Linked DNA regions of Mus musculus: region 2 is linked to region 1. The links are chromatin loops, found by intact Hi-C in ENCODE. Cell type or tissue: heart. All regions are shown on one strand.

Evidence for each region. Hi-C counts contacts between places; a loop is a spot of excess contacts. Peaks named below come from ENCODE experiments on the same cell type or tissue, not always from the same donor. Only the 100,000 strongest peaks of a DNase experiment are listed, where the experiment ranks them.
Region 2: it touches region 1 in a loop (2.0-fold over the local background); 6 of 42 quality-filtered maps call a loop at or near these places.

Annotation. Positions count from the first base shown.
Region 1 is chr4:109,665,991-109,673,990 of GRCm38, reverse strand. It overlaps Cdkn2c (cyclin dependent kinase inhibitor 2C), which reads left to right and starts at 7,235. Exons shown (of 3, transcript NM_001301368.1): 1 at 7,235-8,000. In heart, CTCF peaks have their summits at 3,522, 5,429 (motif pointing right) and 7,043; DNase peaks (open chromatin) are centred at 7,030 and 7,690; H3K4me3 peaks cover 1,744 bases; H3K27ac peaks cover 1,495 bases.
Region 2 is chr4:109,473,106-109,481,105 of GRCm38, reverse strand. Rnf11 (ring finger protein 11) reads left to right here and starts at 4,601. Exons shown (of 3, transcript NM_013876.3): 1 at 4,601-4,996. The coding sequence starts at 4,874. In heart, a CTCF peak has its summit at 4,267; DNase peaks (open chromatin) are centred at 4,385 and 4,865; H3K4me3 peaks cover 2,514 bases; H3K27ac peaks cover 1,850 bases.

The DNA.
Region 1 (8,000 bases):
ATTTGAATTTTTATTGTTATCTCTAGCCAGGCATGGTGGTACACACATTTAATCCTAGCATATGAGAAGCAGAGACATATGGGTCTCTGTGAGTTCAAGGCCTGCCTGGTCTACAAAATGAGTTCTAGGACAACCAGTTCTGTTACATAGAGAAACCCTGTCTTGAAAAACTGAAGGAAAAAGAAAAGAAAAGAAAGAAAAAAATGTACAGAATGAAGGGCAACGTTGTTTTGTTTTGTTTTTTAAGATTTTTGTCTAGGGTCATGAAATAAAGTGAAAGGACTAGGACGCAAGTCGAGGTCAAAACTAGTGCTCTTCCCACTTTCCCTGGTAACTCCTTATAGTATCACCCTCCTTGCAGCCAAGTTTATAAAGTAAATGAAAAGTTGTTTCTTACATATGGTCTAAGTATTATGGTTGAATAACCAGCATCCAGAATAAATATCTACTACAAAAAAATTGAAGGGAAAACAATATGTTTTTCATTTTTCTAAAATTCAATTCTGAGAAAATTTCACTGCAGTGACACAAATCAAGAGAACAGAAATTCTTTTTCCATAAGTACACGAAATAATTTTAATCTCATTTTATATTCCACTAAAATAGACTGTGCCCTAATTTAAATATAATCTTTTAAATCTTCATGTAATTTCCTCTTTCTAAAACTGTTTTTTAAATGTCTGTATTTCATTTTTCAAGTATCAATAACTTATTTGTGCTGGTATTGGTATTTTTTTAACTGTGTGGACGTCAGTGTAGGTACACAGAGAGGCCAGAGACACCAGATTCCCATGGAGCTGGGGTTAAAGGTGGTTGTGAGCAACCTTACACAGATCCTGAGAATCAAACTCAAGTCCTCTGCAAGAGAATTTGGGTTCTTAACCACTAAGCCATCTCTCCAGTCCCTATTTAACTAAATTTTCATTTGAAATTATTTTGGATTTATAAACTCCAATGACACGCATAGATCCTGATAATTTTGAAGAATCAAGAACTTTATAAACTATGCCTCACCTCGGTCTTGCCTAATGTTCCTCACATTTACACCCAGTTTGCACTAGGCATGGCAGCATATACCATTAATCCCAGAACTTAGGAAGAGAGAGTTTTCAAGGAGAGACCTTACTTCAGGGCGCGGGGGGGGGGGGGGAAGGACTACACTGGGTTTGTGGATCTTGAGTAAAAATATTTAAAGGTCTTTCTCATTATGTGATATTGGGGTCTTCATGTTATCAAATTACTTACTTTGGTATTAATTTTGATCCTGTGATTGAAAAAAACAAAGTTGTTTGGTGTTTTTTTTTTTTTTTTTAAGTTTGTGTTGTTGTTTGTGGTTATTGGGTTGGGTTGGGGTTTGTTGTTGCAGTTGTTGTTTCCAGGCAGGGTGTGGTAGCTATTCTTGGTTGCTAAATTGACTCTATCTGGAATGAACTACGATCCAGAAATGGGTGGCATACCTGTGATCCAGATCTTTTTTTTTTTTTTTTTAGATTTATTTATTTATTACATGTAAGTACACCGTAGCTGTCTTCAGATACTCCAGAAGAGGGAGTCAGATCTGGTTGTGAGCCACCATGTGGTTGCTGGGATTTGAACTTCGGACCTTTAGAAGAGCAGTCGGGTGCTCTTACCCACTGAGCCATCTCACCAGCCCCTGTGATCCAGATCTTGAAGCTAGAAGATACAAGCTTTTGATCCAGATCTTGAGGCTCAAGACACAGGACTTTAATCTAGATCTTGAGGCACACTTTTAATCTAGGCCATACATTCTGCTTGAGGCCTACATAAGGACTGGTGTGACTGAATATGCTTGGCCCAGGGAGTGGCACCAGTAAGAGGTGTGGCCTTGTTGGAGTAGGTGTAGCCTTGTTAATGGAAGCGTATTACTGTGGGGGTGGCCTTTGAGAAACCCTCCTCCTAGCTGTGTGAACCCAGTCTTGTCCTAGCACCCTTCAGATCAAGTTGTAACTTCTCAGCTCCTCTTCTGCCTTGGTGATAATGGACTAAGCCTCTGAACCTGTAAGTCAGCCCCAATTAAATGTCCTTTTATAAGAGTTGCCTTGAGCCAGGCATGGTGGCACATACCTTTAATCCCAGCACTTGGGAGGCAGAGGCAGGCAGATTTCTGAGTTCGAGGCCAGCCTGGTCTACAAAGTGAGTTCCAGGACAGCCAGGGCCATACAGAGAAACCCTGTCTCGAAAAAAACCAAAAAAAAAAAAAAAAAAAAAAAAAAGAGTTGCCTTGGTCATAGTGTCCTTCACAGAAATGGAACACCTAAGACAAGGATGATGAAAAACGGAAGGTTTTCTTCTTCACCTGCTTATACTTACTCGCCAACCTTATTGGAGCCCACTTCCTCAGGATTCCAGCTTATGCAGAAGTCCAACACTAGATTCTTCAGCTTCTTATTCACAGCTGGCCATTGTTGAGTTAGTTGTATTGCAGCCTGTAAGTCATTCCAATAAGTTATCTTTAGAGGGGGGAGGGGAGGGAGGGAGGAGAAAGGAAGGGAGTTCTGTAAGTTCTGTGACTCTAGAGAATCCAACTAATAAACAGGGTTTCTCTGTATAGCCCTGGCTGTCCTGGAACTCACTCTGTAGACCAGGCTGGCCTCAAACTGTCTACTTCTACCTCTTGAGTACTAGGATTAAAGGCTTGCACCACCACTGTCCAGCTGATAACCAAAGGTGTTTTTGTTGTTGTTGTTGTTGTTTGTTTTTAGTTTTTGGCTTTGGTTTTTCTTTTTTGTTTTTGTTTTTTTGTTTTTTGTTTTTTCCAGACAGGGTTTCCCTGTGTAGCCCTGGCTGTCCTGGAACTCACTCTGTAGACCAGGCTGGCCTTGAACTCAGAAATCTGCCTGCCTCTGCCTCCTGAGTGCTGGAGTTAAAGGCATGCACCACCAACACCCGGCGGTTTTGGTTTTTCGAGACAGGGTTTCTCTGTATAGCCCTGGCTGTCCTGGAACTCACTTTGTAGACCAGACTGGCCTAGAACTCAGAAATCTGCCTGTCTCTGCCTCCTGATTGCTGGGATTAAAGGTGTGGGCCCGCCCAATAACCAAAGTTTTTAAATAATGTTTCTTTCTTAGTAGATAACTCACGAGACTAATATTACTACCAAGTTAAATTTCTGTTTTAGTAATCAAACAAGTAGTTCATCCAATGACTTAAAGAGTCTGGTGGGTGATCCTAGACTCCAAGCTCACGTTGTGAATTCAAGCTCTATACTTGTTGACTTTAGATTATAATTTCAAATTTCCTTCATAAAAAATGAGACTAATTATACTTACTTCATAAAATTTAAATAATATGTGTATTATATTTAATAGCTGCAAAGCACTGTAAGCATCGCTAATTAATATCATAATTTAAGCTTTCAAGATGTTTACTAGCATTTTATTTTCTTACTTTTCAAAACAGGATTTTTCTGAGGAGTTCTACAAGTAACCTTTGTAAAAGCCTGTTGGGTCTCATAAATAAAATACCAAAGCCACAAGTATAAGTAATTTTAAAAAGGTCCCCTAGGGGGCCACCTCTGTTATCTATAAATTCAATAAAGAGGAAGATTTTAAAACCAAGTTAAGAATGTATAGTTACCTCATCCACATTCCTCAAAGCTAATCATGTAGGAACTCTTCGTTGACTGGAGTCAACATGGGGAAAACATAAAATAATTTGACTAAACCATACGCTTGCTGTAAGTCCTTTAAAATGATTATGAACTACTAAAGGTCCCTATGACTCTTGGTACTCAGTATCCAACTATGCAAGATGCCCTTTAAGCATCTGAGGGACATATCATAACTATGTTAAAAAAAACCTGTTACTTTCACTATAATACAAGTATAACATGTTATAAAATATAAGCTTATCAGCAGGGTAGTAGTGGTGCATGTCTTTAGTCCCAGCACTAGGGAGGCTGAGGCAGATGCATCTCTTGTGAGTTCAAGTCCAGCCTGGTCTACAGAGTGAGTTCCAGGACAATAAATGCTTATCGAGGACAGATACTCTTAAACCTACCTCAGTAAACTAGCTCTCACAAAATAAGAGATTTTTACATACCTAAAACTCCAGAACTATCACAAAAAAAAAAAAAAAAAAAAAAAAAAAAAAAAAGTCCCGCCGGGCATGGTGGCACACGCCTTTAATCCCAGCACTTGGGAGGCAGAGGCAGGTGGATTTTTGAGTTCGAGGCCAGCCTGGTCTACAGAGTGAGTTCCAGGACAGCCAGGGCTATACAGAGAAACCCTGTCTCGAAAAACAAACAAACAAACAAACAAACAAGTCCCTAAGAAACAGTTTTTGGGGGCTGTAGAGATGGCTTTCCAGTTAAAAGCACTTGCTGCTTTTGCAATGGACCAGAGTTTAGTTCCCAGCACCACCCACATAATACAGTTGACAATGTATCCGGGGATCCAATGCCTTCTTCTGGCCTTTTGGAGTGTACACACACACATTTTTAAATTTATTTTTTACTTTATTATTATTATTAGTAGTAGTAGTATCATTTTTTCAAGACAGGGCTTTTTGGTATAGCCATGGCTGTCCTGGAACTAGCTCTGTAGACCTCAGTAGGCCTCGAATTCACAGAAGTCCACCTGTCTCTGCCTCCCAAGTGCTGGGATTAAAGGTGAGTACCACTACCACCTGGCCAAATACATTTTTATTTATTTGTTTATTTATTATATAAGTACACTGTAGTTGTCTTTAGGCACACTAGAAGAGGGCATCTGATCCCATTACAGATAGTTGTGAGCCACCATGTGGTTGTTGGGATTTGAACTCAGGACCTTCGGAAGAGCAGTCAGTGTTCTTAACCACTGAACCATCTCTCCAGTCCCACCAAATACTTTTTTTTAAATGAATTTTAAAAGTTAGTGTTTGAACAAAAGCAACTGAAGTTATAAGAATAGAATTTTATTGAACAGCTTTTAGTCCTCTTTTAGTGTGTGTGTGTGTGTGTGTGTGTGTGTGTGTGTGTGTGTATTTTGAGACAGGCCTTCTCTCCGTAGCTCTGGCTGTCCTGGAGCTATCTGCAGACCAGGCTGGCTTTGAACTCACAAATATTCATCTTCCCTGACCTCCCAGGTGCTAAAATGAAAGGCATGCACCACCATACCCAGCTGCTTTTACTCTTTTTTAAAGATTTATTTATTTATTATTAGCTGTCTTCAGACACTCCAGAAGAGGGCATCAGAGTTTGTTACGGATGGTTGTGAGCCACTGTGTGGTTGCTGGGATTTGAACTCAGAACCTTCAGAAGAGCAGTCGGTATTCTTAACCACTGAGCCATCTTACCAGCTGCTGCTTTTACTCTTATTTGCAGGTTCTATATTTTTAAGTTTTATTTGTGGGTGATGGGACATTAAAATCTTCAATGCTTAGGGTTCCCCCAAACCCTTTTTAAAAATATTTGTGTATATGAGTACACTATTGCTCTCTTCAGACATACCAGAAGGGGGCATCGGATCCCATTGCAGATGGTTGTGAGCCACCATGAGGTTGCTGAGAATTGAACTCAGGACCTCTGGAAGAGCAGTCAGCACTCTTAACTGAGCCATCTCTCCAGCCTCTCCCCAAAGGTCTTAATACAACACGGTAGAGTGGGGAATACTTGTAATCCAGCCATACCAGGGTGACACAAGGTTACAAATACTAAGCCAGTCTGGGGTACATAAGGAGCAGTAGGCTAGCCTGGGCAACAGCACCCTAAACATTGCATTTTCTTTACTCAGTAATTCAGCAAAGATATTTTATTTGATGAAAGTCATAACACATGTACATCCATTTTTATACAGAATGCCCACAATTTTATTCTTCCTCGTTACCATATTTTCTCCAAGCAAGACACCATTAATTTCCAGAAAGCAGTGTTTGTAAATTTGTATTAGTGCTAGTTATCACTTTAACAGTGCCAATCTCCTATCATAGCTTCCAGATAACTAAAAACTCAGAGTTCCCAGAATGTATACATGGAATACAGTATACATGGAATCCTAAATATTCTGTTAAAATGATTTTTAAAGAAGTTCATCCCCTTTGTTGTTACCTGATTCACAATATTCAGCTTTCGATACCTCAAAAATTAGCTCTAATCTTTTTCTTAACAACTTAAAGAAACACTGCCAAATTCTTGTAGTTCCAATTTTCCCTAACAGCCAACCTGTTGCTAAATGACTATCCAGATGTCTCTGGCTTGTTTGAATACTTTCACTTTACTCCAAGGAACTGGGTTACAGATGTTACTTGAGGATATATGTGCAGTGGCTGGTTCTAATTAGACCAATATTTGGGGGGGAGGGGAGGCGGAGGGGGGGTTTGGTTTCATTTTGACCACTGAATGCAACCATGCTGGTGTTTTTTTAAAAGCATAAAAGTATAGAAGGCAATAATCTCATATGCCTACAAGAAGACGTGAAAAGTACAGAAAATTGATGAATATGAAATATATGGATGCACTGGTCCTTTTACACTTAGACCACCATCCTCACCTCCACCTAAAAACAACCAATCCTCGGTGTAGTGAGTGAAAGAAATCCCCCAATAAAGACATAGCCTTTTTAGAAAACCTTTCTAACTCACTGTAAGCTTTGTTTAAAGTTAATTGCATTTCTCCTTTTCCCTCAAGACTAGAAGTTCACATTTTCTAGACCCTGAAGTTCGTCGGGATTTCTTGTAATATGCTTTCAGTTCTCATAAAACTCGGTCTACAAGACTTCTCTGCCCTGTGGTGCTGTCAGTTGTGTCGCCTCTGCAGCCCTGGCAATGACCTGACAGGTGCCAAGGCCTGTGGCAGAGCAAAGGAGTCCAGCAGCCCCGGGCCAGGCCACTCGAACTCGGCGAGCCTGGTCGGGGAGCGCCGAGGAGGGTGGAGCTGCCCGGCTCCAGCAGAGGAGATCCTACCCGTCAGCTGCAGGGCCGCCGAGCCTCTAAGGGCCTCCGCCCGCACCCGCGGCCTTAGTTACCACCACCGGGGTCCCGCACGGTAGAGGCTCCCACTCCAGCCAGCCCCAGAACAGCAGGCCAGGCCGGGCCGAACCCACCCCGCTTCGGCAGGGGAGACTAGCGAAGCGAGAGGGCAGGCGGGAGCGCCAGCGAACCCAGGCCCAGCGCGGGCAGAGAAGGGCGCAGGGCCGCGAGGGCGGAGCGAGCGGGCTGCCGGCCACTGCGCCGCCAGGGCGTTGGGCGGGGCGTGGGCGGGGCCCGGCCTTCCCGCTCCCGCGGCGCCCTAACTCGGCGGAGCCTCCTTAAAACTCTGCCGTTAAAATGGGGGCGGGTTTTTCAACTCAAAAAGCGCTCAATTTTTTTCTTTTCAAAAAAAGCTGATGAGGTCGGAAAAAAGGGATAAGAAACCGGCACAGTACCTTCAGAGGCAACCGTAGCAGCAGTTGCTTCAGCGGAAAAAGAAGCAAAGGAGGGAGGGAAGGGAAAGATCCTAAAGGAAAGACGCGCAAGTGTCTGTAGCGGAGAAGGGAGCGGCGATCAGAGATTTGGGGGAGTCGGACTACAAAAGAAACTGTCAGCTGCGGCTCGCGACCGGCCGGCGCAGCCTGCCTCGGCTCCGGAACCCAACTGGCTGGCAGCCGCTGTCCTGTCCGCGGCACTGATAGGGGCACAGGCCGGAGGACCGCCAAGAACTAACTGGCCAAGTGGCACCGAGCGCCCGAGCTGCTGGGCGGCCGCCAAGAAGTTGGCGGGACTGGCTGCGCCCGGGATCTGTGGCGACCGCTCCTACTTCCAAAGACCCTTCCCATCATCGGACGCCCCGGGAAAATCTGAAAGGGAGGGAACGACAGCGGCAGAGGCGACGGCCGCCCCTCAGCGAGCGCTTGCAGTGAAGAGCCTGAGCTAGCTCGGTCGTAGGCGGGAAGTTACTGGTGAGCTGGCCGGGTGCAAGAGCGATGCTGCCGCGAGCTACCCCAGCGGCTGGAGCCCCATAGACGCTTCCCCCTTCGCCGTGCACCGTCTTCAGGCTGCCGGGAGTCCCGGGACCCGGCGGG
Region 2 (8,000 bases), 190 kb after region 1:
AGAGGGTAGTGTTCTCTGAGTTTAGTGGAGTTAGGATCTCTGAATTTAGCAGATCAGTGAAGGAAGTGCAGATGGGATATAGCCACTAATCCAGAGAGCTAACCTGTTGTCCCACCCTACCTGGAGGCTATTATACATTGGGAGTTTAGCGTTTTAAGGCAGGTACTACATAGGCTATAGGGCAGCTTCTGTGATCTAACACTGAACAAGCCAGTTAAACTTCCTTTCATAAGTAGAAGTATTTTCTTCTTTTTTTTCCCCCGCTTTCCTTCTTTCTTCTTCTTTTTCTTGTTTTATTTTTGGTTTGGTTTTGGTTTTTTTGAGACAGGGTTTCTTTGTGTAGTCCTGGATGTCCTAGAATTCACTCTGAAGATCAGGCTGGCTTCAGACATCTGCCTGCCTCTGTCTCCTCAGAGGTGACCAAAGGTCTGGGCCACCACTGCCAGCAGTATTTTCTAAAATAATGATAAGAAAAGATAAGTGCATAGATCCATGTGTAACAGCTGTTTTAACGTACCATGTACTGTATATAGCCCTGCACTGTACTAGAGTGCCGGTGGCACAGTAGCTGTGTTTACACTAGCATTATCACCAATGCAGCCTTTATGTGTTATGCTATGACCTTACAATGGATGTGACATCATGGAGCTGATAGGAATTTTCAACCCATTGTGTTCTTATGGGATCATGGTGGATCACCAAGATCAATAACCACTTACCTTTTTTTAAAAAAGGGTTGTTTTTTTAATTGTGTTTGGGTATGTACATGTGTGTGAGTGCCCACAGAGGCCAAAAGAAGGTGTTGGATCCCTGGAGCTAGAATTACAGGCAGTTGTGGGCTGCTGGACTTAGGCATATGGGAACTGACCTCCAGTCCTCTACAAGGGCAGAATATGCACTTACCAAGCTATTAACCACTGACCCATCTCCCCAGGCCCAACCTGCCTTTTTCTATAAAATAAGTCTTCTATCTCAGTGGTGGTAGTGGTTTTAATACAGGGTCAGTCTGTGTAGCTGACTTCTCAACATGTTAAATTTATAGCAGTTCTGTCTCCCGAGTGCTGGGATTATAGCCATGATTACTACACTAGCCTTCCAACTCCGTTTTTATATTTTCATTCTTATGTTTCCTGTTGTCTCTTCCTTTTTCCTTCCCATCCATCCTCCTCCTTTTCTTGTGTGTGTGTGTGTGTGTGTGTGTGTGTGTGTGTGTGTGTGTGGTGTAGCATGTGAGTGCTGTCTGTGCATGCCACAGTGAGTTTGCTGAAGTCAGAGGACAAGTTTCAGGAATCCATTCTTGCTTTCCATTTCATTGAGGCTGGTCCCTCCGTGTCCTGCTGCCGTGCATGTACCCCAGCTAGCTAGCCCACTAGCTTCCTTGAGGCTGTCCTGCCTCTGCCTCTTATCTCACAGTAGGACTACTGGGATTATAAATTCCAAACACCGAATCTGGCTTTTACTTGGATTCCAGAACCAGAACCTGTGTTGTCAGGCTTGCAGTTAGCATTTTACCCAAGCAGCCATTTCCCAGCTTCCCCTCTCCCTACTTTCCAAGACTGGGGAGCCTTATGTAGCCAAGGCTTGCCTTGAGCTCATTCCAGACCTGAATATCAGGATTTAGGTGTGCACCACTATACCTGGCTTGTTTCCTTTTCCTTTTTCTGTAGGTGCTGTTCCAAAATCTCTCTGTGGTAATTTACAAAGTAACTAATGCCTGTCTAGAATTTCTGCCAAAAGAGAGTGACTAATATTTTAGTATTGAAGTGGCAGTAGGCTAAAGAAACATACCACAGTTCTCTCATCAGGCAGATGGGTCTAAAAGTGTACATTTATGAAAAAGTGATTATATCTTTAGATATCATTTATGATATATATGAAACATGTATGAACTTGTAGGAACAAGGTAAGAAAAATATAAAAGAAAAAGACAGGTAGTGGTGCTTCACTTAAATTCCAGCACTCAGGAGGCAGACAGAGGCAGGTGGATCTCTGTGAGTTCAAGGACAGCCTGGTCTACAGAGTGAGTTTTAGGACAGTCAGGGCTATACAGAGAAACCCTGTCTCTAAAAACCAAAACAAAAAAAGAATAAAGACAGAGTGCTAGATATAGGAGTTCACTCCTGTAATCCCAGCATTTGGGAGGCTAAATGGCGTGGTAATGTGGAACTCCAGGCTCTCCTGGGCTTCTTTCTTAATGGAACTGTCTTTGTTCTGGGAGGAGATATTGAGGAAGGGCTCTCATGTAGTCCAGACTGGCCTGGAATTCATTCTGTATGGGAAAATGATTTCTAACTCCTGATCTTCCTACTTCTACCTTCCAAGTGCTGGAATAATAGATTTGTATCTCTGTGCCCAGCTCAAGGTTCTGTTTTGAAACACATTGGTTGGAGAAAGGGTGTGGTGGCACATACCTTTAGTCCTAGCATTTTAGAGACAGACAGGTAGACCTCTGAGTTTGAGGCTAGTCTGGTCTACGTAGGGAGTTCCAGGACAGCCAGAGCTATATAGTGAGATGCTATTTCAAAAAAAAAATTTTTTTGTTTGATTGAATATAGACTTTTTTTGAGGCAGAATTGTTTGTTTGCTTGTTAAGTAACATTGGCTAGCCTTGAACTAGACATGTTCCTGTCTTGGCTCTAAATGCTTGAATTACAGGCATTCAACAACACCCTTCTCTCTTTCTCTCTTCTCTCTCTCTCTCTCTCTCTCTCTCTCTCTCTCTCTCTCTTTCTTTTTTTGGTTTTCAGGACAGGGTTTCTTTGCTTAGTCTTGGCTGTTCTGGAACTTGTATTACAGACCAGACTGGCCTCGAACTCTCAGAGATCTGCCTGCTTTTTGCTTCCAGAGTGCTGAGATTAAAGGCATGCCTAGTTAAGACCCCCTGCTTTGAACATAGAGTTTGACCTCACTTTGATAGTGATTTTGTGGAATTGGGATTTAAAGGGAAAATGTTTGGGATTTACTCATTAAACACAGTAGTATCTATCAAAAATCCCTTCTGACCCTCACCCAAACGAAATAAACAGAGTTTTCTACAAACATCAGGGGAGGGGACCCTCTAAGACTTTGTTTGTTGTTGCAGGTAAACCCAGGATCTTTCAAGAAAAAAGTCAGGTTTTATGAATCAGTCGCTCTAACATAGGGCCTGTAAATAACAATAAATCAGTCAATGGTGAATAAAACTGGAGATCAAAGTCAACTTCTTGCCTTCTTGATTAAAAAAAAATGGCTGTGGAGAACACTCTCTTCTTGTTCTTCCCTTTGCATATGCTGTTTGAGCATTTGTTCATTCAGCCAAGGAAAGACTCTACTACCTTAGGCAACATGCCAGGCCTTACACAGGGAAGGGACAGAGAACTCAGCTTGATCAACCTGACAGAAAGGCCCTGACTGGGAACTCTGAGTAGGTGACTAACCCAGACTGGAGAAGCAGAAAAAGATTTTCAAGGGAAATGAAATGGAGTCCACGAAGGACTGGTGAGGATAATGATTAGCCCAGCGAGAGGTAAGAGGTCAGGAATACTGTCTGTCTGTGGAAATCTCAGCCAGCGAGAACAGTCTTTGAGAGGACTAGAAGCACTTTGGCCATTTTGGGATTTAGAATTTATAAAAGAGGGGCAGTATTTTGAATGAGATTAGAGATTTCTTCTTTCCGTTTTTTTTTTTTTTCCCGTTTCGTTTTGTTTTGTTTTTCGAGACAGGGTTTCTATGTGTATCCCTGGCTGTCCTGGAACTCACTCTGTAGACCAGGCTAGCCTCGAACTCAGAAATCTGCCTGCCTCTGCCTCCCAAGTGCTGGGATTAAAGGTGTGCGCCACTACTGCTCGGCAAGAGATTTCTTAAGATTATTCTGTGGGTAGTATTGGGAAGGCATATATATATATATGCCTTCCCAATACATATATATATATCCTCAATCATTCAAAGGGTATGGAGGTAGGGGACAATGATGAACACAGAGAGACTGAGAATCAACGGCAAATGTTAGTTTGAGAGGCTTGAATTAGGGAGGTGGGATTGGGAAGAAATGGGCAATCCGATAATCTCATGGCTGTGATGTTGGGAGGGTAGGGCGTGTTCATCACATGAGTTTGGACTTTATTCTTAAAGGATAAAGGAGAAGGAAGCTAAACACCTCAGCTATCTGCCTGGTCCATTCAGATCCGTGCTTACAGACATCAACCCGGCAGACAGCGTGAACAGTCTGAGGACACCGCGCAGGTAAGGTAAGGTAAGTCCGCAAGCTGGCTGCAGCCGGGACATACAGGGGGCGCCGGAGGCAGATGGTCGGGAGACCAACAGCCACACAGCCTGGACCTTAAACTCAGAGCCCAGCCACGCAGTCCAGGAGTCGGACGCGCGCGCCCGGGGCGGGGCCGGAGCACGCACGGCGGCATGACGTAGGCCTGGCCAGCCTCGTTCTGGCCACCGCCGCCGCGCCGAGGCGGAGTAGGATGAGGCCCCGGGCCGCGGCTCCAGCGTCGGCAGGGGCAACAGCAGCTGAGGCAGCAGCTGAGGCAACCGAGACGGCCGCGCCCCCCCCTCCTGACCTGGATTAGGCCCAGCAGCCCGTGGCCGCCGCCGCCCCGCGGGGGGCGGGGTGGGGAAGCGCTCAGTCTTCCCGCCCCCGCCCCCCTCAGGTTCCAGACGCGACCCCGGCGCAGCCCGCGGCCTAGCCTCGCGCCCCCTGTCCCGGGGGCTGGCATGAGCGGCCCCTCGGTGGCGCCGGGGCGCGGGGGAGCCGCCGCCTGAGCCCCGGGCCTGCCGCCTTGGACCCCGCGGCGCCGAGCGAGCTCACCGCCGAGCGTGCGAGAGACCGGGTCACAGCTTTCTTCCTCCCGCAGATCTCAAGCATACACCCCAGCCCCGGAAGATGGGGAACTGCCTCAAATCCCCGACTTCGGATGACATCTCCCTGCTTCACGAGTCTCAGTCCGACCGGGCTAGCTTTGGCGAGGGGACGGAGCCAGATCAGGAGCCGCCGCCGCCATATCAGGTAGGGAGGGTGTGTGTCGGCGTGCGAGAGGAGGCGGCTCGGGCCCTCTGCCCTTGGCCTCCACGGCCTAGACCGGGGGTGGGTGGGGGGGGGGTGGCGTTGACCCCTTCAGGGCTGGCCTTGAGGGTGTCTGCTGCCCGGTTCCCAAATGGAAAAGGGTCCTTCTGGGCATCCCCTTGGGCACGGGTTGAGGACGGTCTTCTGTCCTTGAGTTCAGGAATCGAGTGTGTGATCTTATCCCCTTCGGTGCCTAGTAGTTTAGCTTGTGGAGTTGAGGATGACATGGTTTTCCTGCCTTTATGTCTGAGTTGTGTGATTTCCTCATCAGACTGCCAAGAGGATTACGGGTTTTGCGTAGCTTGTCACCCCCTCCCCCCTTATATTTGTGTTTTCGTTTATGATCCTCCCCACTCTTTTGTTAATTGGCTCTGGTAGAATGTCTTTTTTACCATCTACTTGGGAGGTAGAATTCCAAGTGGCGATTTTGGCCTCAGCTTCATAAAGAGTTACTTGTTTATATATACATATGTGGTAATTTTAAGCTCCACCCCTGTGACACATCTTTTAAATAAGTTGGCTTAATTAAAATTTGATTATCTTGAACTTGAGAGACCTTTCAACCTGACTTGGGAAATGCCATCTGTTACTTAAAGTCCTCTTTATCAAAGACTCCTGAATGGGTCTTTCTAAATGATACATTGAGTAAACTTCTCAGGTGGGCTTTAATACAGTTCTTTAATATTTTCCTGAAGAGAGTTTAGTTTTCTAACTGTGCAGTCTCCTTTGATTTTATGTGGTGACATCATTATCTAGTGTAGTGTTTTCTCAATCCTGTGTAAACCAGTTTCTCATCACGTGGCAAAAAATTGATCATATGAGCTGATTTTCTGACCCCCTCATGTTAGTCAAGTCCCATCTTTACGATAGCCTGGCAAAAGCCTCTATTTTAACCAAACCAGGCTGTTGATAGTTTTGTCTTTGCTCCAGGTGATCTTTATGCTAAGAGCCCTTCCCCCAAGGTTGCCCAGGTGAACATTTAATCCTCTTTAAGGACTCAGCTCAAGTATCTAAAGTACTGACATTACCCACCCTTCTTCCCCGAATTCCTGGATACGTCCCCCATGTACCTTCTACACTTACAAGCAGTACCAGACCTAAAATAATTTAGTGCAGTATCTTTGTTTAGGTAGTTGTGTGTCTCACCCTTGACATATGTGTTCTCCTCCCCTTGTACAAGCTGAATTTGGGACAGTTTCCAGGTGCTTTTATACTCTAGCATCTGACTCATAGTAGATACTCAATAACTGAGATAAATGAAGAATAGAAGCTTTGTCGTCAATATTTCATGCAATTTCTGTCCTATAAAAATTAAGTATTGGCTATATTTATGTGGCCCATTTCTCCCAACATATTTAAATTGCTTCAGGAGCAATACCTAATACTAAATGGAATATGAATATTATCCATAATCAGTAACAGGAATTAAACTGAGAACCCTATGCATTCTAGCAAAACACCACTATAGAACTATAACTCTGCTGTTTAAAAAAAAAAAAAAAAAAAAAACTTATTGTTAGACAGTGACTCAGGAAGTTGACCAGACAGACAAACATTCTGTCCTCCTGCCTCAGCCTCCAGAGTTGGGCCCATTTTTCAGGCTATCTTAACTGTTTTCCTCTCCACTGGATAGCTCCTCTAGAATGAATTTATGTAGGTGACATGAGCAAACTTCTCCCCCAAATCTATGTTCCTTAGCCTCTTTCTAGGAAAATTGGATATCTGACTTGCTGCTTTCTGTTATTCTTACCGTAATTTTAGAGTTATGGGAACTATATTTTTGTCCTTTCCAAAAGGACTAGATCATAATGATGGCTTTTGGTATTTTACCAGTACTTTTTTGGAATGTTATTTTTGACAATGGAAATTGTATTGTGGTTGCCTTTTCCTGAAATGAATGACCCAAATACTGATATGCAAAATTACTATGAATTGCAAGAAAATAGTTACTTTAAAATATGAGACCATAAAAAGAAATATTTAGCTTTGCATGGTGGCTCATATCTGTCATCTTAGTACTTGGAAGGCTGAGTCAGGAGGATTGCTGACATTTGGAGGTCAGTGCTACATACTGAGTTCAGTGCTGGTCTCGGCTATAGAATGAGACCCTATCGAGTTTTTAAAAGAAACCTGTAAATATAATAACATCCCCCTCAAGTCTCTAATATATTACTAATATTTGTTTTACATGATTTGAGAAAGCACCAGTCCATAGTAAATGATTTATAATATTTGGGCTTTTAAAAGGAAATAGTACGTAATGAATATAAAAGCTACAGTAGTATTGATTTGCTTCTGTAAAGAATAGGTGGTGGTACACACCTTTAGTCCCAGCACTCAGGAGGCAGAGGCAGGTAGATCTCTGAGTTTGAGGCCAGCTTGATCTACAGATCAGTTCCAGGATATTAAGACTACACAGAAATAAACAAAACAAAAACCAGGCTGGGCCTGGTACATCAGCTTTCATTGCAGCATTAGGGAGGTGGAGGAAGGGTGGAAGTGGTGGATACTGAGTTCCAGACCAGCCTAGTTGACATGTTGGGTTCCAGGCCAGCCAGGGATAAACAGTGAGACCTTGTCTCAAAAAAGGAACAAAACAAAGAATATGTTCAGTTACAATAGGTCTTTAAATGAAAACTATCTGGTTATAAAGTTAAAGGAGCATAGTTTTTATTCCTTTTCTCCTGTGACAAGTACTTAAAACATAGTTCTTATATTTATGTTGTGCAGTATACAGGTATACCAAGAGCTCTGTAAAGCAAAGATCCAGTTATTTTTACTAACAGTAACCAACAGACTTTATTTGGGCTTGAACGTAAGTCCTCGGTTGGAAGTGTCACTTAGTTGGAAGAGTACATGCTTAGTGTATGAGGCCCTGGGTCTTAATGAGCACTAAACAAAACAGCTTGAAGTAAACACCATTATGGCCAACGTTTGCATGAAGCCC